3 separate regions of the Mus musculus genome follow, and all the other regions are linked to region 1. A link is a loop called in an ENCODE intact Hi-C map of the cell type or tissue named here. Cell type or tissue: heart. All regions are shown on one strand.

Evidence for each region. Hi-C counts contacts between places; a loop is a spot of excess contacts. Peaks named below come from ENCODE experiments on the same cell type or tissue, not always from the same donor. Only the 100,000 strongest peaks of a DNase experiment are listed, where the experiment ranks them.
Region 2: a loop joins it to region 1, with 5 times the contacts of the local background. A loop is called at or near these places in 17 of 42 quality-filtered maps.
Region 3: a loop joins it to region 1, with 4 times the contacts of the local background. A loop is called at or near these places in 40 of 42 quality-filtered maps.

Annotation. Positions count from the first base shown.
Region 1 is chr12:99,959,988-99,967,987 of GRCm38, reverse strand. It overlaps Kcnk13 (potassium channel, subfamily K, member 13), which reads right to left and starts at 3,489. Exons shown (of 3, transcript NM_146037.2): 1 at 3,187-3,489; 2 at 1,708-2,784. The coding sequence starts at 2,041. In heart, a CTCF peak has its summit at 3,531 (motif pointing right); DNase peaks (open chromatin) are centred at 827, 2,307, 2,747 and 3,517; H3K4me3 peaks cover 2,255 bases; H3K27ac peaks cover 363 bases; H3K27me3 peaks cover 5,448 bases.
Region 2 is chr12:99,897,241-99,905,240 of GRCm38, reverse strand. It overlaps Tdp1 (tyrosyl-DNA phosphodiesterase 1), which reads right to left. Exons shown (of 16, transcript NM_028354.5): 5 at 6,881-6,977; 6 at 2,859-2,893. Among named protein-coding and RNA genes, the nearest start is that of Tdp1, 17 kb to the right of the region's middle. In heart, CTCF peaks have their summits at 2,870, 3,070 (motif pointing left) and 5,038 (motif pointing left); a DNase peak (open chromatin) is centred at 2,710.
Region 3 is chr12:100,106,152-100,114,151 of GRCm38, reverse strand. It overlaps Psmc1 (protease (prosome, macropain) 26S subunit, ATPase 1), which reads right to left and starts at 3,950. Exons shown (of 11, transcript NM_008947.3): 1 at 3,941-3,950; 2 at 1,768-1,821; 3 at 1,000-1,096. The coding sequence starts at 3,943. In heart, CTCF peaks have their summits at 3,839, 7,456 and 7,670 (motif pointing right); DNase peaks (open chromatin) are centred at 3,911 and 7,761; H3K4me3 peaks cover 2,767 bases; H3K27ac peaks cover 1,605 bases.

The DNA.
Region 1 (8,000 bases):
AGCTTCTCAGAATGGCCAGTCTGCTCTTCCCAGTGAAATCTTAGGAGGTGGGTCTCAGAGGAATGAGTCTCTTAGCCTCCCTTGAGTGGGCACAAACTCTCACCGGCTGCTCTCACTCCTGCTCTCCACACCCGAGCACTGATTGCTCCTCAGCTGGAAATCTTAGGTGCACCTGCCATTGTTCCCACAGAAAATCATCTTAAAGCCCAGCAGAAACTCCGAGCTGTGCCTGGAAATGGAGAGCTGTTGAACTACGCCTCTCATCCTTACAGAGGCTGGGTGGAAAAGATGCTCCAAACACAGGCATGAGGGAAGAAAGCAGTCAGGAAAGCCAGATGCCGGGAGCTGCAGAAATGAAAAGCATTCCTCTTTCTAGGTGACAAACAGCGGACCTCCGAGGGGAAAAATAAAAAGACAGAGTGATCGTGGGGTTGTGAGCTAGACCATCTAGCAGGAAGCACTTGAGTACAGTTGTTATGTCCCCAGTCATTCTGGTCCCTTCTGCCTTCTCACTTGCTGGCCAGCTGAGTGAGTCATGGGTTCCTGGCTAATCTTGGGAAGTCTTCCTTGGTTAATCTGGTCTATAGCCTGAGGCTCCTGTTCGACTATACTGTTCTCCTGGCAGAATGTCTGCATGACATCTCAAGGTGGGTCACCTGTCACCGATGCCACGGGGAAACCCTTCTAGAGAGCCATGGGGCCCTGGCTGCTGAGAGCCTAGCACAAACGTGTCCAGCTGGCGCCATGAGCTCTTGCGGTGGCTTCTGCACTACTTCCCTTCTTCCTTTCGGAGCCCCTCCCCCATCACAGGCCTCTTTCCCCAGGACGACTACAGTACTTTCTCCAGTCCCCGGCATTACTCAGCTATACATCAATAGTGAGCAGTTTGGAGGGGGGGGGGGTTGCTGCTGCACAAATCCTCCAGTTCCCACCTCCTTCTGCAGGGGATTATCACCGATGGCAGCCCGCCACACCATTCTCAAAATTCTTAGGGACTCAGCTGCCTCCTACTAAATTCTAACTCCAGCTCATTAGCCACCAGGCCGGCTGTCCTAGCAGTCCTTCCTCTAGTCCAAGCTCAGCCAGCACCTCAGGGAATTCTGGACGCAAGCCACTTCTGTCCCCGTGTATGCCCCTATGTTTGGGCCCTAAACCCAATTCATAGGAACTCAAACTGGCTAGACCCACCGTCACCTTTCCACTGGTTTTTCACAGAAGGAAACACGGCCCATTCTTTGAGCCCCATTTTACACTCTTCTGCCTCTTTCCAGTTTGGAATTCTGAGAGTCTCTCTGTAAGTTTGAAATCACGGCCTTTTCTTTGAGCAGTGGCTTGTGCATAGTTCAACACTCAGTAAACGTTTCTAGCTTTGTGTCTCCTTGTAAGCTCTCTCCACAGAATTCACGAACTCAGCCCTGTCTGCTGAGCCAGACTGACTGTCTACAAAAGCGCTTCCCTAATTTAAGAACCATTCAAATTCCTGGCGACTGGCTAACAAAGAGCAGCTGGTTCTGGTCTAGGCAGAGGTCTGGGGTAATTCTAATAATCTTCGGGTGTGGTTGGGATCCATTCACACCTGTTGATTAGCCACAAAGGAATCCCGAGGTGCATCGCTGGGCGCCCAAGCGGAGAACCCCAAGGGTGAGATGCTAGGTCCTGTGAGGGCCCAGGAACTAGGGGCATGGTGTGACCAGGCGGCTCACTTACCTATGGTAGAAACCACTGTACCCACGAAGTAGAAGGCGCCCGTGAAGTCCCAGCGAGGGCGCACGCTGTCCATGCGGATGCCCGCCCTGGTGGCTTCCTCGTAGTGGCGGAGGAAACCTCGCAGCTCTTCACGGCTCAGGTTGTGGCCCCGGCTGAAGTTGGCCAGGCGCTCTTCCCAGCGCTGCTTGGCCTGCAACTCCTGCGCTAGCTCCAGCGCGGAGAAGACTGCGGCGCCGCCCAGCAGGTAGAGCAGGATGAGCCCAGCGAGCAGCAGGAAGCGCGCGTTGTCCTCGTTCAGGTGGCCGGGGCTGCAGCCGCAACCGCGGCCAGCCATGGCACTGGAGGACAGCTCCGCGAGGGTTGCTGCCCGCGGACTTGTGCCCACGCCCCGGGGAGGATGTGCTCTGCCGACCTTAGCCTGCTCTGCGTGCGGGCTCGCCCATGCCCGCCGCGCGTTCCCCAAGGCGGCGTGGATCTCCCGGCCGCCGCCGCCTCCTCGGTGGTTCCTGTGTAGCCAGCTCCCCACGTCCGCCTGGACTCGTGGTTTCGAATCCGCTTTGTCGTCGCCGCCTCCCTGTCCTCTCTGGAGTTCTCCTTAAGGCTGAAGACCAGAGGGTCGGGACACAGAATCTGCTTCGACTTGGTGCGAGGGTGCGGGCGACCCGGGTTCACCCGAGCTCCTAATTCGGCTCAGATTGGGGAGGGGGCGTGGCGTGCCTTCAAGGCAAACTCCCTAGAACTTGAACTCCTCTTGAAGAAAAAAAAGGTCGTGGGTCCAGAGAGAATCGGCGGGTAAGCTTCACATCAAGGTCCGGGTTCCTCGGAGCATTGCTTTCCAAGCTGTGATGGCTGGGATACGGGCTGTTCTCTGTCTTCGGTGCCTCTCCAGGTGGATCTGTGTTGCGTATTAGTGACAATGTTCTGCCGAGAGCCTCTATCCACCAGAATAACCAGGGCTCAGAGGTCGGAACGGGTTTGGGGCAGACGCACGGACGCAGGGACAGTGCGAAGAGGCAGATCAGCCGGCTCGGATCTCTGCTGGGCACACAGGCTCCACGGCAGCACGAGGGCGGACCGCTGTGGGGAGGAGAACAGAGGGGGAGGTTGGAACAGTGAAGGAAGTTAGAAGCATCCTCCCAGGGAGCCTTCCTTGACTTCCCCCATACCAGATCGCCCTTGGCCTCTAGGGCCTGCACCGGGCGTTCTCTGTCCACACGTGCCGGCCCTGCCAGCCCATCTCCCGGAGAACCGGCCAAGGACAGCGGCCAGAAGAGTTCCATCTCTTTCACCCGGTTTTGATCGCCTCGGCTCTGTAGTTCTTGCGCAGTCAGTGGCGCTGAGCTGAGAACTCCAAGCTACAACATGTAAGCCGGCAACAAGGTTCTTTTGTGAACCGCTGGGGCGCCCACCCAGAGACCCCCAACTTGCCATGAGCTCTGGAGCCGCCGTCGCCTTCGCGTCTCACCTTCCCAAACGCACCTGCTCTGTGGAACAGGTTCAGGATGGTTCCTGGCTTCCCTTCTCAAGTGGCCTTGCCCTGCCCAGTGGGGCTGAGAGCAGAAGTCCGTGCCCAGAGCTGCCTTCTCTGTGGAGTGCTCAAAAACTGCAACAGGTGGAGCTCTGCAGCTGCCAACCGAGGCGACTCCACCCGGTACCCGCCCCTTGGCCTCAGGGCCAGTCTCCTGCTCAGGTCTCCTCCGCTGGCGCTCGCCTGGACCTCTAAACAGCGATGCTTCTACCAGGGAGTGCAGATCCCTGGAGTGGTTGCTTAACAGATAGGTCGAGAGCCTCGATGGTCTGCGTGGGTTCCTCTCAGGCCAGAAGAGGGCGCTGCGTGCCCTCCAGACACACCTGGTTCCCAGCAGTTTAGCCACAGGGGATCGAATATAGCTGTGTGAAGGAATGGATTCATAGCCACCCACGGTCTAAACAGAATTTCTCCGCCTTTAGAGAGAGAGAGAGTGGTCCCAGGAGACCCACCCACGATACTAGCCAGAAACAGAACTAGAAAAGCTTGCAGTTCTGTTGAATAGATGCAAATGATTTTGGTGAGAGTAACTAACAGACCGTTTATCTTGCATTGTGTCTCCTGGGGAGGAAGAACTTTAGAGGGTATTGAGTTCACACCCAGGGTGAGTAACCCAATTACCTTTACTAGTTTAAGAAACATCTCAAGTACATCAAAATCGAATGACGTTTACAATGACACAACACACCACCACCTAGATTCTACAAGTGACAGTTTACCAGGCTTGCTTATATTTACCCATTCCTTTCTAGTCACCAACCCACTCAGGATGCACTTTGAATGGTTGTAGACACCCACACACTTTCACCCCATCTCCAGCCAGTATTGGCCATTATTAAGAGCTCTATCCTCGGATTTTTGCTTTTGTGGTAAAATTTGCATGCAATGACATGTCATTGTACCATTAGGTGAGTCCTGATAACTTTGGGAGCCAAACAATGGTGGCCTCCCTCCCTTATCATCTAAAAGCCACCAAAGGATTAAAGCTCCCACAAATATCTTCCCAGTAAATCCCCACCCACATTCCTGCAGAGGTAGCCACTATTCTGATTTCTTTTTCCACCATGGAATATTTCTCCTTTATAGAACTTGGTTTTGTTTATTCAGGTCTCTGTATTCATAAGAACCAGTTATGTGTCTTGTGTAAAGTGTGTTCCTGAAGTGTACCGACTGACATCATTTCAAACTAGCTTTTTCTAACCCACAACAATGCAGTGTCCACATCCTATAGACTGTTGACAGAGCCAGCCATTTTATTTTTAAGCCTTCTGTATACAGGCACATAAACTTATCTCCTTGGGGTTTTGTGTTCTCTGGACACCTTGTATATTGGACTTTTGTAAATGGTTGGACTATTTTGCCCACTTAAAAGCTTGGTTTTGGAGCTGGGGAGATGGCCAAGTCAGTAATGTGCTCATCACAGTGTGAGGACCAGAGTTCAGCTCCCCAACACACATACAGAAGGATGAGCATAGCTGTGGACTTTTGACATCCTACTCCTCCTGAGCAGGTAGGGCCAAGTGGAGCTGGCTAGCCACAGTTCCGTAGCCAAGTCAGTGAACTCTCGGTTCAGTGAGAGCCCCTCTGGTTTCCACATGCACACATGTGCACACACATACAACATGCACACACACACACACACACACACACACACACACACACACACACACACAATGGTCCCTGTTATTGAAGGGCAGTGTTTTATATAATCTAGACTACCAGTCCTTTCTTAGGTGTGTATTTTGCAACTATTATTACCATTATTTTTCTTCTTCTCTGGAATACCTACTTGTTTTAAAAAAGTTTCCTGACAAAGTTTTCAGTTTTGTTAAAGACCAGTTTTCCAGTCTGTAATGATTGATATACTTTGTGCATTATATTATTGCTTTCAAGGTTGCATATGTTCTTTGTCTCTCCCCTACTTTTGTATGGTTGGTCTGTGTGGTATAGAGTTTATTTATTATGCATGTGAGACAAAGTTCACCTTGTCCAAAAATATACTCACTTTTTCTAATGGCAATTATTGAGAAGGAAAGTAAGAATACATTTATTTCAGGAATCTTTTCTTTTGACCGTTATCTATTGATCTAGTTGTTATGCCCATTAAAAATATTTAAATGAATTTTTATAGCTCTTGAAGTCAAGAAATGCAAAGTCTCCAACTTAGCTCTTCTTTTTTCGATATTTCTTTGGATGTAATGAATTGTTTCCGTTTTAAAAAATCAAAGAACTGTGGTTTTTAAGACAGACATTTTAAACATAGGCACAGAAAAAGTCTGTTATCTTGATTAGGACTACGTTAAATCTGTTTTGGGAAGAAGTGATATTTTGATAATTCATGAATGAATCTATCTCTTCATATATGTAGCTCCCCCTTGTTGTTATAGTGCAGGGATCTTGCACATCTTTTATGAATCTAACATAAAGGTTTGTTCTCCAGATGGTATTGAGCATAGAAATTCAAATGTTTTATCTTTTCATGTTTACTATTGTATCCCATAGACTAGCTGCACTCATTCATTAGCTTCAATAGTCTTTAGAGTTTCTAGTCACATAACTATGTCATCTGAAGTGGAGGTTTACTTTAACTTTTTTTAAAAAATCTTGTCTTACTGCAGTGTCTCATAATAAGGTACAGAAGACCTGGAAGCAGGTTATTTTTGTTAAGTTCTAAGGAATCCTTCAGCTTGTTATTACAGATGCTATGGGCTGTGAGGTGGCCATAGATACTCTTTGGACACCCCTCATCCCCAAGATGGCTTCTTTGTGAAGTCCGAGCTGTCTTGGAACTCACTCTGACCTCAAACTCAGAGATCCACCTGCCTCTGCCTCCCTAGTGCTGGAATTAAAGGCGTGCGCCACCACTGCCCGGCCATAGATGCGCCTTTTGAGGGTGAAGATCTTTCTCTTTATTTTTAGCTCTAGTTTTCTGAGGTTCTTCCTTCCTTCCTTCGTTTTGTTTGCTTGTTGTTTCTTTCTTTCAAATAAAGCAAAGATGAGTGTTGAATTTTGTCAAATGCTTTCTCTGTATCTACGATAAGCATGTTTTTCTTTATTCTGCTAATATGCTAGATTTCATCAACTTATTGGCATTTTAGTTAAGGATAAACTATAAAAAGTATGAACATTTAAAAGCATGGCAGTTTTGAGATAATGTCTACTTGGGATTATATTCCATTTTTATTCTTCTACTTTTCTTTAGGTTTGCTGTGTTTCCCCCTCCCCACCCCCCAGCTACTTAGAAGGAAAAGATCTTGCCACTTAGATGGCAAGATCACTGATTTTAAACTCTTACTTTAGAACAGTCTTTTAATATTCATAACTGCATAGAATTTGTTTGGACCAAATCAACCGCCATCTCTTCACCCCTTTTCTCTCCCAACACGCACGCGCGCGCGCGCACACACACACACACACACATACACACGAGTCCCTTTAGTGATTCTTCTATGTCTTCTATGTGCATTGTGTGGGACCATGTACTGGAGGATGGATAGACTCAGGAACTCCATCCCTGAAGAAAACTGACATTCCTTCCCTTAGCAGGCAGCAGCTGTCAATAGCTTCTCAGATAGGGGAGGAACTTTGAGCCCCTCTCCCATCCATGCTGGGATTTTGGCTGGCTTGGTCTTGTGCAAGCCTTGTGTATGTGGTCCCCAGGCACTGGGAGTTCATGTGTGCAATTGTGGCGGCATGCTTGGCAAATGCTGCTGTTTTATTATAGACATGTTTCCTCTGGCTCTTACAATCTCCCCGTCCCTGCATAATTTTTGATTAAAAAACTTATATTCCTAACTTATTTCATGCGTACTTAAGAGACTTTTTTTTAATGGTCTAGTTAGATGGCCTGTCTTAGTGAACACACCGAATGCTTATCTGCAGCTGTAGATGTGCAGAGCGGCGACTGCTTCATTTTGATAAAGGTATCTGAGTGCTTTTTTAGCTCCTCTTCTTGTTCTAGTTAATTCTATGGATTGGCAAAATAGGGGTACTTAAAACCACCAGCTACCACTGTATCATTTCAAGCCTTTGGAAGCCATAAGGGGGCACTGACATTTATTTATCACAGCCTCTTCGAGTTTATGTGGAGTGCCTTGCAGATAGAGGACTTTTTGTGATACCAATCGCATCATGACAGCATCCCTCCACCTGACATTTGCCTATCATTTCCAACCCATTTGCTTTTAACCCGTCACCCTTTTTATGTATTTAGGTCCTTACCTCTACTTTCCCCCTCTTTACTAACCATCAACTAACTCTCAGCTGCCTCTTGTCTCAGCCAACCAACCAGCATGCTGACCTCAGCAGCTTCTAAAACCGAGCCTGGAGGCAAGCCCTCCTGTGAACGAACGAAGCATCTGCTCAGGGGATCCTAAGGTCCTGTGGCCACTGCAGCAGCTGGGACTCTTAAATCTATCCATTTTCCTGAAGCAAGTAGGGTTCGGTAGCCTGGAAGTAGTACTGTGGAAGAGTGCTGGCTTCCAGGGGGCGTTGATTTCCTTTCCTATGCTGGTTGCTAAGTTACAAAGGTTCCAGAAGTTGCCCGGTGCAGACTTCCTTATCGTGGACCAGACAGAAGCCTCGTGACTTTGATGGAGTTCTTGTCACTCTGCTCAGTGTACCTTTGCATCCATCCGTATAATCCCCTGGCTCTTAGCCCTACTTTATAGAACTGGAGGATGTGGGCAGTGGAGGGCTTGCCTAAGGCCGCACAGCTTGAGGGACATTGCTAGACAATTCTAATGAGTCTCCAGCGCCCGCCCCG
Region 2 (8,000 bases), 63 kb after region 1:
ATATAGTCGTGAAGGTCCGGAGGCCTTGTGGGGTTTCAACATATCCCACAATGCCCACAACCACCACTGGTGCGGTTTCCACAATGGTCACAGTCTCCACATTTCTTTCTTGTTCACCTTAGAGCCTGGCCTGTCAATTCCCGGATGACGTGGGTCATGGCAGCCTTGTAGCCTAGAAAGGCTGTGAGGTGAACAGGCTTGGAAGCGTCATCCTTAGGGAAGGCTCTTCACTTTCCCACAATGCCAGCTGCTGTGCTTGCGAGGCAAGAAGCCTTTAGGATCCATGCCTGGGAGCTGAGAATTTCCTGTGAGACGTCTCGCAGCCACACGCTACTGACAGAGCAAAGCATTTTCACTTTACACAAGTGCAGAGCCTGAGCTGGAGGAAAAGGACTATCTGAGTCACAATGAGCATGAACTCACACATGCCCACAAGCCAGGGCACTGTGTGTACTGACATGGCTGGAGGTGGGATGGTCAAAATTTTCAGTACTAGAAAGTGAGTGGGAGATGCGGCCTTGGTGAGACAGAGGAGCAGCTGGAGCAGTAGGCGGGAAGCATGCCCCTCCCTGCAGGCTATGGCTGGCTCCTGCTTACATGAGGACATTGTCCATTCAGCTGCTTTGTTTCTCCCTATTGATCTCAGAGCCCTCAGAGGTACTGCCCAACTCTGGGGCAAACCAGAGAACTTTCCCATTCTAAAGCATTGTGTGACACATCATGCCTGGAACCACTGTGCACCCTGGAGATGCTGGACAGACCACATCTGTAGATGGAGTGAAATCCTGACTATTTCTATTGTGCCCTGTGCGTGGTACCCAGCCAATGCCTGGTCAGTACATCGCTCAGGTGTGTGTCACCCCAGAACCTGCCTCACAGTGACTGTTGTCCCTGCTGGCTGGGAGGAGAGTTGTTATCACATCACTGTGAGCTGAGGCTTTCCCCTTCTCTATCTCCCATGCTTCGTGCTCTCACTCAGAGGTGAAAAGCTACAAGGACAAGGATGACCGACTTGAGACTCAGTGACATTACAGGGATTGCTTGGATAATTTTCGGCGAGGTAGGATCTCACGTAGACTGTCCTTGAACTCCTGCTTCTAGCTCGGCCTCCTAATTTTTAAAATAATAAACTAAAATCTCCAGACATGATCTCAATCCTTTACAAGATCCTGATGTTCCAGCAAAAACGTAAACCCTGGATACTCTCTGGCTGGGGAGGGTTCCACTCCACTGACGTCTCTGGATTGTGAGCTATTAGATTTAACCTACAGAATGTGCATGTGTGAGCTGCTCTAAGGAGCAAGGGTTGAACGGGGCCAAGGAAATAATGAATCAACTGTAGCACTGAGCAAACAAGAACAAATTAAAAACTAAGGTTAAAAATGATCTCTAGCCCCATGTTCATCCCCAAGGAACGTAAACTCATTTATCCTAGGTCTCTGCTTTCCGGTGTGTGATATTAAAAGAACCAAATAATTTTGATATGATTAAACAAAGGGGAGCTTCCCCTTTGCTCCTTCCCTGCTGCATTCACAGGGAAGCATCACCAAGCCAGCGTCTGAGGCAGTCTTCTGACCCCGCAAGTCTCTCCCGGGGGTGACAGCATGACCGACAAGCTCTCCATTGCTTGCTAGCCCAGAGGGACATCGGAACTTTTCCCCTGTGAAGCTCATTACACAGCGCAGACCACGTGCTCAGCACAAGAATCGGGCACCAGTGGCCCAACAAATCATACCGGGGCCCAAATGGTGACAGGGCTGGCAGAGGGCCTTCTAGAATCAAGAATGTATTTATCCTGGGGTCTCAGCTAAGGGCGAGAGACAAGGATTTCCTGTGTGGTGCTTTGCATTAAGGCTAAGCTGCCCCCACTGACAGCAATCTGTATTCTGAGCTGAAATTGGCATCTTGTGTGCTCAGAGCTAGAAAATGAGTATTTTATGCATGAGTCAGTACTTGAGTTCACTCTAAATTCTCTTTTGTCCCTTAGTGGACAAAAGCTACCAATTAGGGGTGGCCTGTAGATGTTACCCAGGACAAGTCAGAGAATGGAACTATCACTTCGTGCCTAACTGCTTCCAGTCTGGCTCCTTTTCACAACAGACTGGCAAAAATACTGCTGTATGCACACAGAGAGAAAGGCAGCCACAATACTGTCACTTTCCATCTCAGCTTCAGCAGGAAGCAGCGTCAGGCCAGACCGAGGACGGCCACTACCCCTAGCACACTGCTTCCTCTCTGGGGGCAGCAAGGCCCAAACTTCCACTCCTGGATTAAAAGAGAGAACAGCCATCTTCTGTCACAGTCTTTTGCCAAATCCCCTCAAGAGAAATGTGATTTGTAAAAATATTAAAGTAAAGACAACTGCATTTTGTTGTTTTTTCCACTTGAAAAGCCGAATAACCCTAAAAGTACTTGGTGAGAGGCTATGAAACTAAGTTAAAAATAAATCGAGCTGTCACTGGCTCACGTGAGAGGAAGAGGTGGGCCAATTTCTCCTGAGCCATCTCAGAGGAGTTCACTGGAGCCTTGCAGACTGGCAACTTTCCATAAAATCAGTTTTCCTTTATCAGAGTATGGGGCTGACTAATAATAGACTATTCAATGTAATTCATTCTTGCCAAATGACAGAACTTTTAAAAGCAGGTCTGTCACAAGCCCTGACTTAGCACGCAGAGTTGTCTATGACCACAGAACTACTCTTGAATTCTGTCTGCCAATGGCCTTGGCAGATGTCCTAAGCAATAGGCAGAGGCCTCCGAGGCACAGATCACACGCTTCCATGCTGACAGAGAGCTCCTTGATTATGTCCTTTGACCAATTAAAACCATACCTTCCCCCACTTCATAAAAGTTGCTTACGTGTGGTGTGTTCCAAATGCAATATCCAACTTTGCCTAGGATAGGAAAAAAGTAATTTATTTTAAAAAGTTGCACTTAAATGCTTAATTTTCCTGTCTACCGAAAATTAAATGGGGAAGGGAACAAGGCAACTCTTTAAAAACAAAACAAAACAAAACAAAACAAAACAAAACAAAACAAAACAAAACTGTTTGACTGCCCTCTATTGGACAAACAGAACACAGCTTTTATTACAGTATGCAGCAGGCTCATTTAAAATACTTTGGTTGGGGGCTTGGGGGTGGGGTGGGTGTTACCTAATATGATTTAATACATATTACATTTTTAATTACAGAAGTTATAAGTGGGAAACCTAATCTTTTAGTTGCCAAAAAATATAAATGTGATCCCAAACAAAGTTTTAAATAAGATATTTGGCTCCCAAGAAAGTTAGCATGAACAGAGTTTTAAGAACAGATTTAAACAGCATGGAATTGGTGGCAACATAAAGACATCATGATGCTAAGTTGAAAGAGAAAGTTTCATACAAAGGCAGCAGAAGCTGGAGATAAACACCGCCAAGCCCACCTTGTAATCCAGAATGAGTTTTATAAGTGCCGGTATGTCGAGGGTAAACATTTTATCTAACATCTAGCACAAGAGACCCAAGTCAAGCAGGATATGCCAGAAAGAATGGCTATGGAACAAACAAGTCGCTGAGTGATCAGTTTAGGAATACACTGCCTGGCCTCAAATCCTGCCTCACAATTTGCCTGACTTTGGAAAATAACTTATGTTCTATGACTTTGCTTTTGCCTGATTAAAGTGGGCTATTGTTATGAGATTTAGTTGTTAGGGAGAATGAGAAAATATGCCTAAGTGCTTAGGAAAGAGGTCTTTTGTTGTAAGCAATACATCTATGTAAACAGTGTCCTTTCCCAACCATAGGATGGAAGGATGGGACTGGCTGCCAGGGGAGACATGGACAACTGGACTATGAAGTGGGTAGCAGGCAGTCTGCAGAGGCTCCTAGCAGACCCACGAAGCTTGGGGAAATACATGAGGACCAGCATGCATTTGTGCTGTTTGACTAGAGAAGAAAGTTAGGAACTGTATTTCACATCTGTAAAACTACACAATCATTTTACCAGCTCATTTTTAACTGAGAAAGCACAGTGGCTAGGAGAACTGGCTCCCGAGTTTAGTTGGCTACAAGTTACATGCTTCAGGCCAGACTAAGGCACAAACAACAGGGATAAAAGCAACTTCAGCAGATAATCTTTAGCGCATGCTTCTTTTTGGGCTAATGGACCAACTCTTTCAAACGCTGTACCGATGCCACTAGGAATCCATTTTATACACGAACAAGTTAGATTTAACCAAATGGGAAGTGACAAAGCCAGAATGAACATCATGGAATGAGCCTGTGTGTCATCCCCACCCTCCAACTCACACATCAAAGGGCAGAGCCAAGAGGGTCAGTGTTTAGTGAGACAGACTTGGTGGCGTATGTGGGTCTCCAATACAATCAGAGTCCTCACTGAGACCAGAGTGCTAGTGGACCCTCACTTCTCTACCATGAAGAATACTGGGAGAACACAGCAACCACAAGGCACGAGCAGAGTCTTTACCAAGAACCAGAGTGACCTGTACCGTGACCTGACTCTGGCTTCCTAGATGTCTGTTATTTAAGCTGCCCAGTCTAAAAAAGAAAAAAGTTTTCCATCTATAAATGTTACTACAGTAGCCAAGGCACAGTCATATACCCAGACCTAGAGCTGAGGCAGAACTCAGACAAAGTATTTGAGCCCCTTGTTTCCAGCCCCTTGCACTAAATACACAGCCAACTGATTCCCGGATGACTGCTATTACCAGAAACACTCAATATGGAAAGGCACTTCAGCAGGACAGGACAGGGCCACAGTTCTCCTGCATCTCCCACTGGAGCAGTGGTTCTCAACCTGTGGTTGTAATCCCCTTTTAGAGTTGAACAGGGGTTGGCTAGGATTATCAGAAAACACAGATATTTGCATTATGATTCACAATAGTAGAAAAATTAGTCATGAGGTAGCAACAAAATAAAGTTATGGTTGGGGTCAGCACAGCATGAGGAACTGTATTGAAGGGTTGCAGCATTGGGGAGGTTGAGAACCACTCACTACTCTAGAGTGAGGCACTCAGGTGAAGTGCTTTGTAAAGGTTTTGGGAGCCATGTGTGCTTATGCCCTCTGGTGGCCATCCTGCTCACCGCCCCCCCCCCCCGGCACAAGGCTCTCTTAAACCTGGTACCATTTATTTAATTTATTTAAGACTATTTATTTAATCATGGGCTTTCAGGATTCCTGTCAGTTTACTTTTAGTATGACGGGAAGAACTAACCTCTTCTGTTGGTGCAAATCAAACAGCAGAATTTTAGGCAACCTATACATGAAGGCATAAACACACCTCTACGCGTAAGATGAACTGTAAACACGTTTGATGGAAAAGGATTTTCTCAGCGATACTGAGGGTAGAACTTAGAGCCTTATGGATACTAGGCAAGCACTCTAGCACTGAACTACATCCACAGTCCAGAAGAAAGCATGGTTTGAAGCCACAGTGATATAATCCTCAATGGGATAAATCAGGAAAAAAAAATGCCTCGAGGTGTTTAAAAATCAACCCAATTGTGTTCTCGTTAAAATAAAATCACAGGTTCCATTTAGCTGGAAGGAGAGCAATCAGATGTGAGCTGAAACTCTCACGTCCCGAGTGAGGAAAGGAATCCTACAAGGAAAGGATAGCACGTCTCGACTTTAAGGACAGAAATCCTGCTTTGTATGAAGGGTGGTATATGCAGTCTGCTTGGCAGCTACAGGAGGACCTCTCTCGCCGAGCCTGAAGCCAGGCTGGCAGCCAACCAGCCCCAGAGGTCCTCCCTTCTCCACCCTGCACAGTACTGGGGGGACAGCTGTGCATGCAGCCCCCTGGCTTTTAAAGTGGGTGTGGAGACTAAACTTAGGTTCTCATACTTGTGCAGGAAATATTTTTATGCAGTAAGCCATGTCCCCAGTCATTGAGCCCACTTTACGATAGTGAAAACAAGGAGAGAAAACTGTGTTTCACAATGGCAATCATGCTCATAGAGTCAGGAAATGATGACCGTTCTACCTGTCACTTCACAGGTAGCCTTTCCAAAGAAAGAAAAGCTTTAAAAAAAATCCCCTCAATTCCTTTCCTTCAAATTTTGCCTGCTTGTTGCTCAAAATAACACAGAGATTCTTTCAGACCTAGACTATAAAGTAGCTGCTATAACACGCCCGAGAGTCATCAGACACACTGCAGGCTGACTACCCAGCAGGGGGCAAAACTATGGAACATACAGAGAAACTGGACAATGGCTTCTGTTTTCCCATCTTGCATTCAGCTTTGGTTCCAGTATGTGGCCATTCGATGTTGCTTCACTAGGCTGGATTCATAACAGGCTTTTAAACTATAGGCCTCTCAATTTCTTTGGCTGATGTGAAAAAGAACTTAGGGCAATTAAAGAGTCAGTGGTGGCTGACAGAAGACAGAGGTGTCATGGAAGCAGTCATCGGCTGCATTCAAAGAGATCCGAAGCCACTGGAGTGCATCTAGGAGACCAGCCCCATGCTGAAATCCAAGTTGCACCGGACAAACTAGGCACAAGCAAGCGCCAGCTGGCCCGAGCAGAGATGTCTGTTGCACTGAGCACAAAGGAAGAGAAAGCTTAGCCTGGAGACAGACGAAGGGATCAGGACAGCTGACCTCAACTACAGGAGCCAGTAAGAGAATCGCTCTGTGTGGTTCCAGAGAGTGGGACATTCTGGACCAACATGCAGCAGTCACTAGGAGGGAGACTTCAAGTCAAGATAAAGAAATCAGGGAGTCCCTGCTGGTGGCATGAGTTACTTGAGCCACAATAAGACAAGTTAAAGATAAGGTCCCGGTGGTAAAGCTACAGGGGCGTTGCTGCCCAAGGGCGAGGGTGGACTCGGTTAACCTGCAGACTGAGCATGAGTTCCAGGCACGAGGCAGCTTACCTGGCAGAGGGAAATGTTCGCATAGGGCTTCGCCTGGGCATGTAAGTCTGCCTTGGCTTCCCTCTTATCACCGTGCACAAGCAGGATCGGGTTCTTCCTGAAAAGAGATCAGAAATGTTTAAAATGCACTGGTCACAAAGCTGGCTTCTTGCTTCATTGAGGAATACAAACATCTTATCCGTATTGTTTGTTGCTGGCCTTTGTAGCTAATGGCTGACATCATGCAGTGACTGTCGGGGCTCACTCATTACTTCCCAAGCCTGGTTTGCTGTGATACAGGTGAGCTGTAACCCTACAAAGTTCTTCCTTGTCTCAGAGGAACACATAGCAGGTTCTGTGCAAGTGTTTAAGATGGAGTCAACTAAACACATGGGCGAGTGAGATGGTTCAGTGAGGAAAGGGGCTTGCTGCCAAGGCTAATGACCTTCAGTACGATGCCCTGGAACCAACATGGTGGAAGGAGAGAACCAATGTCTACATGTCCTTTAACCACAGTGCATCTTGGCATGTGTAAACCCACACACAAACACGCTCACACACACAAAATGAATGAATGAATGAATAAATGAATGAATAGAAATTAGTCAAAAAAAAAAAACCCTCAAAACTGACAATGCTTGTTGACAAGATGCTTCCTTTCCCCCGGTCGTAAACCACTAAAAGTTTTACATTTCACCTGCACCTATTCACCGAGCTCCTGTTTCATGCTCTCTGTACCGTGCAAGATCCAGCACACAAGAGCAAATAGGCCAAGCCCTCAGTAGGTGCTGGCTTGCTCACTGGCAGTGAGTCAATGAAGTAGAGCCCTGGGTATTCTGCACTTTTAAATTCTAAAGGCCATAAACATCTTCTTAAGAACACATTAAAAAGACCTTTTCTGTTCATTTACTCTACGATGGGGTCTTGATACATAGTGCAGGCTGGCCTGAACTCGGTGCACTGCCCAGACTAGGCTCAAACTCCATAATTCTCCTTCCACAGCCTCCCCGGTGCTGGAATACGGACACAAACCACCATACCTGGCTTTGAAAGGCTTTTAAGAGATACTTCAACTTCTTCAGCTAATCCTTAGAAATCAATGTATCTTTACAAACTCTCCTCAAGCAAGGAAAACAGAGGA
Region 3 (8,000 bases), 150 kb before region 1:
TCTGAGAGTAAGGGACTCGCTGTGCGAGCCTCGATCTAAGTTCCATCCTCAGAACAGTGACAGGAGAGAACCAACTCCCAAAAGTTGTCCTCTGACCTGTACATGCACACCGAAGCATGTGTGTGCCTGCCGTAAAATAATGACAAAAATAAAAAGCAATAAATGACTTACATGTTAATACCTCAGCGGGGTTAACTACTTAGGGACAGTGAATAGGATGTCTTTCTCCCTCCCTCCCTCCCCCTCTTTCTCTCTTCCTCTCTTTCTTTCTTTCTTTCTTTCTTTCTTTCTTTCTTTCGAAAGGTCTCTCTGTGTGAATAGGATGTCTTTCTCCCTCCCTCCCCTCCCCCTCTTTCTCTCTTTCTCTCTCTCTCTCTTTCTTTCTTTCTTTTTTTTAAAGATTTATTTATTTATTATATGTAAGTACACTGTAGCTGTCTTCAGACACTCCAGAAGAGGGAGTCAGATCTTGTTACGGATGGTTGTGAGCCACCATGTGGTTGCTGGGATTTGAACTCCTGACCTTCGGAAAAGCAGTCGGGTGCTCTTACCCACTGAGCCATCTCACCAGCCCTCTTTCTTTCTTTCTCTCTCTCTCTCTCTCTCTCTTCTTTCTTTCTTTCTTTCTTTCTTTCTTTCTTTCTTTCTTTCTTTCTTTCTTTCTTTCTTTCTTTCTTTCTTTCTTTCTTTCTTCCTTTCTTAAGAAAGGTCTCTCTGTGCAGCCCTGGCTGGCTGGAACTCAGTGGATTGAGTGCTGGGATTACAGGCATGCACCATGGCTCATGGCTCATGGTTAGCATGAGACAAACTCATGTAACTTCTATGCCAACCCAGAAGAGGGCTCCACCGGAGTTAGCAAGTGGAAAGGGGTTATATATAACCAGAGCTAGCTTCATTCAGTCTCCGCAGTACTCCCTGCCTCCCCTTGTACTCCATGCTACATGCAGAGCCGTTTTCCTGGGGGTGGGGGGAACAGCAGAAGAGCAGAGCGTTCGTTACCCAGTGGCAGTTTGCTGGCAGCATCTGGTCCCTTTGTTTTCTTCTTCTTTTTCCCCACTCTAGTTGGGACAGGAGGTTCGTATTTCTTTTTCTTGTCCTTTAATTTTTAGAAGAGTAGGAAAAAGAATGGAAACCAGAAAAAGGACATTTATTTTTGTATTGCTACCACCTATTTCTAGGAGGTACAAATGTTCTCATCTTTTAGGATATTTACAATAACTACTCCTTTTATTAATGTTCTAAATTAAAATATGGTTACATTATTTCCTTCTTCCCGCTCATCCCTACCTCACAACGATGGCCTTTTTGATTATGGTTATACACACACACACACACACACCCTTCCTAATCTGTAAAATGACCACCTTTTGAAAAGCAGACTTCATACTCCTGCTCACTTAGTAAGACCTAACTGCAGCAAGTAAGTGTAATCTCTTTAGAGAGATGGCAGCGACTCAGATTTTTTCAGTAAGTAGACCAAGGTCAAAATTGATTTATTTGTTAAGTTTGGTGAGGTGAGGCACTTCTCACACCTCAGTAAGTTAAACACTTATAGGTGATCTACTTTAAAACTTCCACAATGTTCATGTTTAAAAATCATTAACTCAGGGCAATACGTTCTTTAAAAATGAAACCGGTTATGCATCTGTATACAAGGTTACCAAGATCACTACATCACTTTGCTTCTTAAAGGTTGTGGTACCATACAGAACTCGCCGAGACCTAAGGCAGTTTCTATGGCCCGATCAGATCTTGCTTGGTATTTACCTTGTCATCCTTCTTGCCACCCCCAGGACCATGGCCACCACTCTGGCTTTGACCCTGAAAGATAAAAAAAGACAAAACACACATAAATTCAGAATACTATCACTTCACTGGTACTTTGGCTCTAAAACACAAGCACCCCCACCCCCACCCACTGTAATGTGTGGAAAATGAGTACCTGGGCTCCCAGGTATGCACTTACTGTGTAGACATTACTTGCCTCTTAGAACCAAGAGCCATGCGACAATGAGGAGCCAGTAAGAAAGCTGGCAGCCAGAGAGCACCCCTCTCAACCGGGAGGTTCAGACTTGCCACCCTCTAATGTCAGTTACCTCCCCGACTGTGAAAAGAGACTCGCCACGCATGGTCATTTACTCTCTCCAGAGATCCACAGGACCCAGAAGACTTTCAGCAGCAACCTACCAAGCTCCTATCCTGACAGCCTGGGACCCAGACAAGACTTCCTTCCCGATCTGAAAAGCTGTCATCTTAAAACGCATGAAAAGCTCATCGGGATTTCTGACTTTAAAACAATGCTTAACACTGGGCGATGCCTTAAATGGTGGTCCTTTAAATTCCTGTGCAAAGATATGTGGTTTAGTGTACGTGTGGGTCTGTGCCCGCATGCCGGGGCACTCGAGAGGAAGCCAGAGGGCGACTTCCAGGGATTCTTTCCTTCTGCCTTGTGGGTCCTGGAGTCAACTCAAGCTGCCAGGCTTCATGTCGAGTGCCATCCCATCTGCCCAACAGTGGAGCTTGAAACAGGAGTAACAGTGGACTCACTGATTCACCACCCTAGGGAAGCACCTCTCACTACAACACTGGTGGCTTCAGTACCAGGACAAAACCACCTCAGAAATGATGCCAAGCATAAAGCACATTCGACCACACGCAAGGCTCGGACCTACTCAGAGCTGGAGTTACAGACCATTCTGGAGCCTGCTGGCATGCATGGGTGCCGGGAACCAAACGTGGGTTCTCTCAAAGTGCAGCAGGTGTTCTTTACCCCTGAGCCGCTTGATTCTCAAAGCCCCCTTGATACACAGGCAGATAAAAGGACCAAGGTCCAGGGAGGTTAACGGCCCTGTATATTGTCACAAAGCTTGTTAGACAGAAATCACACTAAGTTCTGCTGTCTCTCAAACCCAGAGGGTTTCTCAACTGCTCTAGAAAAGAAAGGATTTGTGCCCCACCAATGGTCACTGGCTGTATTTCTGTTTCCTCATTAAAATGGGGACATTAATAATAATCTTCGGGGTTGTTCTAAGAAGTAAGAACAACTCTGGGGAAATGCCTGGCGCATGTTCGGGATACTTTTTGTTTGTTTGTTTGTTTGTTTGCTTTTCCGAGACAGGGTTTCTCTGTGTAACTTTGGCTGTGCTGGGACTCACTCTGTAGACCAGGATGACCTCGAACTCAGAAATCCACCTGCCTCTGCCTCTCGAGTGCTGGGATTAAAGTCGTGCGCCACCACCGCCCGGCTTGGGATACTTTTCAAAGTCATCACCGGTCCTTTGTGTGCTCTGGCCTTCACCTACATTCAGATGCATTGGCCTGGCAGCTCATGATTCGGGCGGACTTCAGGGTTGCCTCCTTTTGCATTTCCTGACCCTCTGCCCTGCCCGGGCTTCGCTCAGCTATCAGTACAGATTACTCCCTTACAACCTTAATTTAGGCCTCGATTTAGATTTCACATCCACGAAGGGTCCTTCGCTGATACCCTAACAAAACCAGCCACCTTCTTACAACACAGCTACGTAACGATCTGGCCCGGTCCTGTTCCCTGACATATTTATTGTCTCCCTGCTCTAGAACGGAAGCGCCATCATCAACCGTGCTCGCCCGGTAACCTCCGTGCCTACATCTGAATCCGGCTCAACCAACCAAACCGGAGAGCGCTGAGCCGTCTGCGGAGAAACACTACGCTGGCTCTGCGGCTCAGCCGCTGTCCCCAGCGTCGGCCGGGCTGTCCCACTCGGCTTCAGCCCTTCAGCGCCTGCCTACTCGAGCGGTTCACAGCCCGGTCTCTCCCTGGGCGCCGTGCATCCTGCCCGCGTCCGCCAGGGAGTGAGATCCGCTCCGACCCGCGATGAACCCGAGCGTCACATCGCCTCGTCCTCCCGCCTTGGGGCGCATGGATGTTTGAGACGACCAGCCGAAACCCTTAGTCACTCACCATCTTCCTTCAGTCCTCCAAATCGCCACCGCCGGAAGTGCATCCACCAAAGCGACCCGGACAGAACGGAAGTAACTTTAAAAAAAAAAAAAAAAAACAGGCTACGGAAGCCTATCGGGACCAACTTCCTCACGGGCGAAGTTGAGCACGAAGGGCTTATTTCGGCGGTTTGGTACAAGGATTGGTTAAACATGTGGGCACTTAAAATAGTTTACTCGAGGGAATTCTAAGTAGCTGATCTTGGGCTTTTGTCAGTAACTTAAGACAATGATCTTGGACGTTGGAGACTTGGGGAAAATATGAAAATTTTAGAAATTTAAAAGGATGCAAAATTATAATTGGGAAGAAGTATTTATGTCAGGCAGGAATGGCGCTTGGGACTGAGAAGTTGATGTGTACACAGCATTTATGATCTTCTTTAGTTTCTGAACTTTGTAGCTCTCTTGAAAATAGTTCTTTGCCGAAAGAGATCTAAATGTGTGCTTTTTTTTTTTTTCTTCCCTCTGATGACAAGGGACTGATGATGGTGGCTAATACTGTGTTAAAATTACCCTTGAGGCGCTGGAGAGAGGGCTCAGCAGTGAAGAGCAGGGGACCCACATGGCAACTAACAACCATTCAGGGCACCTGTAAGCACGTGATGTGCAAACTCATACATGTAAACATAAACAAAGTAATTAAAAATTAAAAAAAAAAAAAAGACAGGACACTGAATGTGGAGAGAGTCCAAGTATCACTGAGGAGGGACACAAACTGGGGCTTGGGGCCCCAGGCAGGTGTTACACATTGTTATTAATTAGTGTTATTAATGTTAACGATAAATTCTTTAGCTTGTCCATGTAAGTACTCTTTGTGTTCCTATTCCTAAGTAAGAGTTTGAGGGATAGGAAATCTGACTCCCTAATTAACAGCTACTTTGAACAAAAGAACTGGTTAGTCAAACAGCCCGAAGGACCTGGCTATTTTGAGTACTCCACAGACACACTGAGAACTATACACAATCCCAGTTGATGGCCTTAGCCGTTCCCAACACCTTGTATCAGACCTTTTGCTATCATTCAATGAATTTCAGAAGACCCTGCCATCATTTCTACCTAGCCCAGGTGGGGCTATTTCCCCTGATGGTCCAGCAGACAGAAACTGTGTGTTGTAAGGTGAAGGTTAAAGGGACAAGGTGACTGGTGCCAACACAAACCTTCATCAATACCCACGTGTGCTATGGTTATCTGAATCTTTATCTTGCTATATATACAGGCTGCTCCAAGCTTGCTGGGTGAGTTGGCTGGAGGACACTCCATTGCTGCCTCCCTGGATGTTGTAACATGAGGCTCAATAAAAGACTTCCTTTGGTCTTGTCTTGCCTGCTTTGATGGTAAAGGGAGGAAGTTAAATTTACTCTTGGGAGGCTGGAGACATGAACTGGTAGCACAGAGAAGCAGCAGATGTGGTGAAGGCAAAGGCGGTGGACCAACGGTGGCAGCAACGTTTAGATGTGTGATTGGGCGCTGAACGGCAACTGGATTGTTTGACAGCAGTGTGAGACAGAGGGAGAAGGGGATGGAAGCAGAGAGTTGTAAGAAGGCGAGAGCTGTAAATGGCTCCAGAGTGGGTAGAGACATGAGGACTGTGAGTTGGAGACCAGCCTGGTCTACGTAGCAAGTTCTAGGCTAGCCAGGGCTACATAGCCTCTGTCTCAGAGGCAAAAAAGTTACAAGTGGGAAGATTTAAAGGGTTCTGGTCTGTGTTAAAAGTGGCTTCAAGGCCAGCATTGCTTGGGATGCCTAGGAGTGTGACCCAAATATGACCGAAAGGACAGGAGGCTCCCTAAGAGGCCGGCACACACAGAACCGATGACGCTTAGGACTTGCCTTCTGTGGGACAGACAACGTTCAGAAGTGCCACAGTCACGTGATTTTAAAATCTCCTTTCTGCCCATCTACACAGTCGTGGAGGGAACTCTCCCTCTTTTCCACCCACACCTTCCATCTCCCTAAGCATCCGGAGAGACTTCGATAACTCAGCTTGCTTTTACTTATCTGTCATGGAGTAAACATAAATTTTGTGGGTTTTTTTTTTTTTTTTTTTTTTGTTGTTCTATTATTTTCTATTTCTTGGGTCCTCTTAAGAGAGGTAGTGTGGCCGGGCAGTGGTGGTGCACGCCTTTAATCCCAGCACTTGGGAGGCAGAGGTAGTGGATTTCGGAGTTCGAGGAGTGAGTTCCAGGACAGCCAGGGCTACACAGAGAAACCCAGTCTCAAGAAAAACAGAGGGAGAGAGAGAGAGAGAGAGAGAGAGAGAGAGGTGGTGTGGGCACTGATTCAAGTAGAAGCCGCATGCTTTAGAAGTTATGGATGGGGATAAGAAGAAGGGGAGGGGAGGGAGAGGGTGGGGGAGGGGAGAAGGTGGGGGAGGGGAGGGAGAGGGTGGGGGAGGGGAGAAGGTGGGGGAGGGGAGGGAGAGGGTGGGGGAGGGGAGGGAGAGGGTGGAGATTATGAATAGCCACATGTGGTGGTTTGAATGAGAATATCTTGGGTAATGTCACCACAATGAGACCCAAGCCAGACGAAGCCTCCCCTCCCCCATCTCAGTGGTCATCTTGTGGCTTTGCCTCTCTCTGCCCCATGTCAGAGTGCCACTTGGGTCAATGACTCAGCTCAGATTTCTCGTTCTCACTGCTATAGCTAGTTTCTGGACACTCACCATGCTCCAGGCTCTCCTGAGGGCGATGGGAATACTGTAATGAGCGAGCAGAAAACAAAATTTTGATGAATTTTGTAATAAGCAGGTAAATAAATTGCATAGCATGCCATATGATAATAAATATGATAGAGGAAATTACACAGGACAAAGACTGCGCAGCCATGGTGGGGTGGGTTCTAACTTTAGATAGCAGGTGTTGGCAGAAACCACTGGAAGATCTTATCATAGGCTACTTTTTCTTCTTTTGGGTCTCAAACCCCGAGCCTTGTACATGTTGAGAAAGCATTCTACATTACCTCAGTGTGTGAACTGTGTGTTTCAGAAAGCTAGTTGAAAGGGTTTCAACTTTTAACCATAAAGAAATGATTAATAGTGAAAGAAATAGATGCTCTATGTATTTAAATATCACATAATGCATGCATGTACCCCAACACCATGTACTATTTATTGCATTGATGTCTGTAAGCTTTATGTTTTTAAATTAGAATATCTTAATATTGGTGTGTGGGTGTGTCTGCAGATGTGCACATATCTGCATGCATGTATAAATCAGAGGACAGCTTTTTGGGCTTGGTCTTGTCTCCTACCCTGTGGTGGTAGGGTCTCACTTACTGTTTCTGCCACTGCAAAGCATAGTCTAGGCTAGCTAGCTTGCGTGCTTCTGGTGGACTCTTCTGCCTCCGATCTCACTGTAAGTGTGCTGAGATTGCCCACATGAGACATGTCTGGAATGAGTTTGAGGCAATTTTAGTATTCATGTTATATTTTTGGATTAAAGCATTTTGATCTTTTAATTAAATGAACTTCTTTAATGTGTTACTTGAGATGATAACCTGGCACCCGAAGTAAACCTCAGCTTCAGAGCCCTGGCTCTACACTGCTCTGTGTGTGTGTGTGTGTGTGTGTGTGTGTGTGTGTGTGTGTGTGTGTGTGTGTGTGTGCGCGCGCGCGCGCGCGCGCGTGACTATTTTCCGCGTTGTCTGACAGGTGCATGCAGTTCAGACACTTACCAGCAGAGGGCACAATGAAACCAAATACGACTTCAGGTTTGGCGGGTGTTCCTTCCAAGAGACTCAGTTTAGTTTATACTTCTTCAGGGCCATTACTTGGCTTTCAGAGTCTTTACAGCTGGGCGTGTCTGAAAGCGACTCTCAGCAGCTTGGTTTGCTTACTCTTGGGAAGAACCAGCCTAAAGAATCCACTATGCTTTCTAGTGCTGGGTGGCATGGCGCAGGCCTTTAATCCCAACACCCGGGAAGCAGGTGGATTTCTGAGTTCGCGGCTAGCCAGGTCTACAGAGCAGGACAGCCAGAATTATAGGGCTACACAAAGGAAACCCTGTCTAAAAAACCAAACCCAA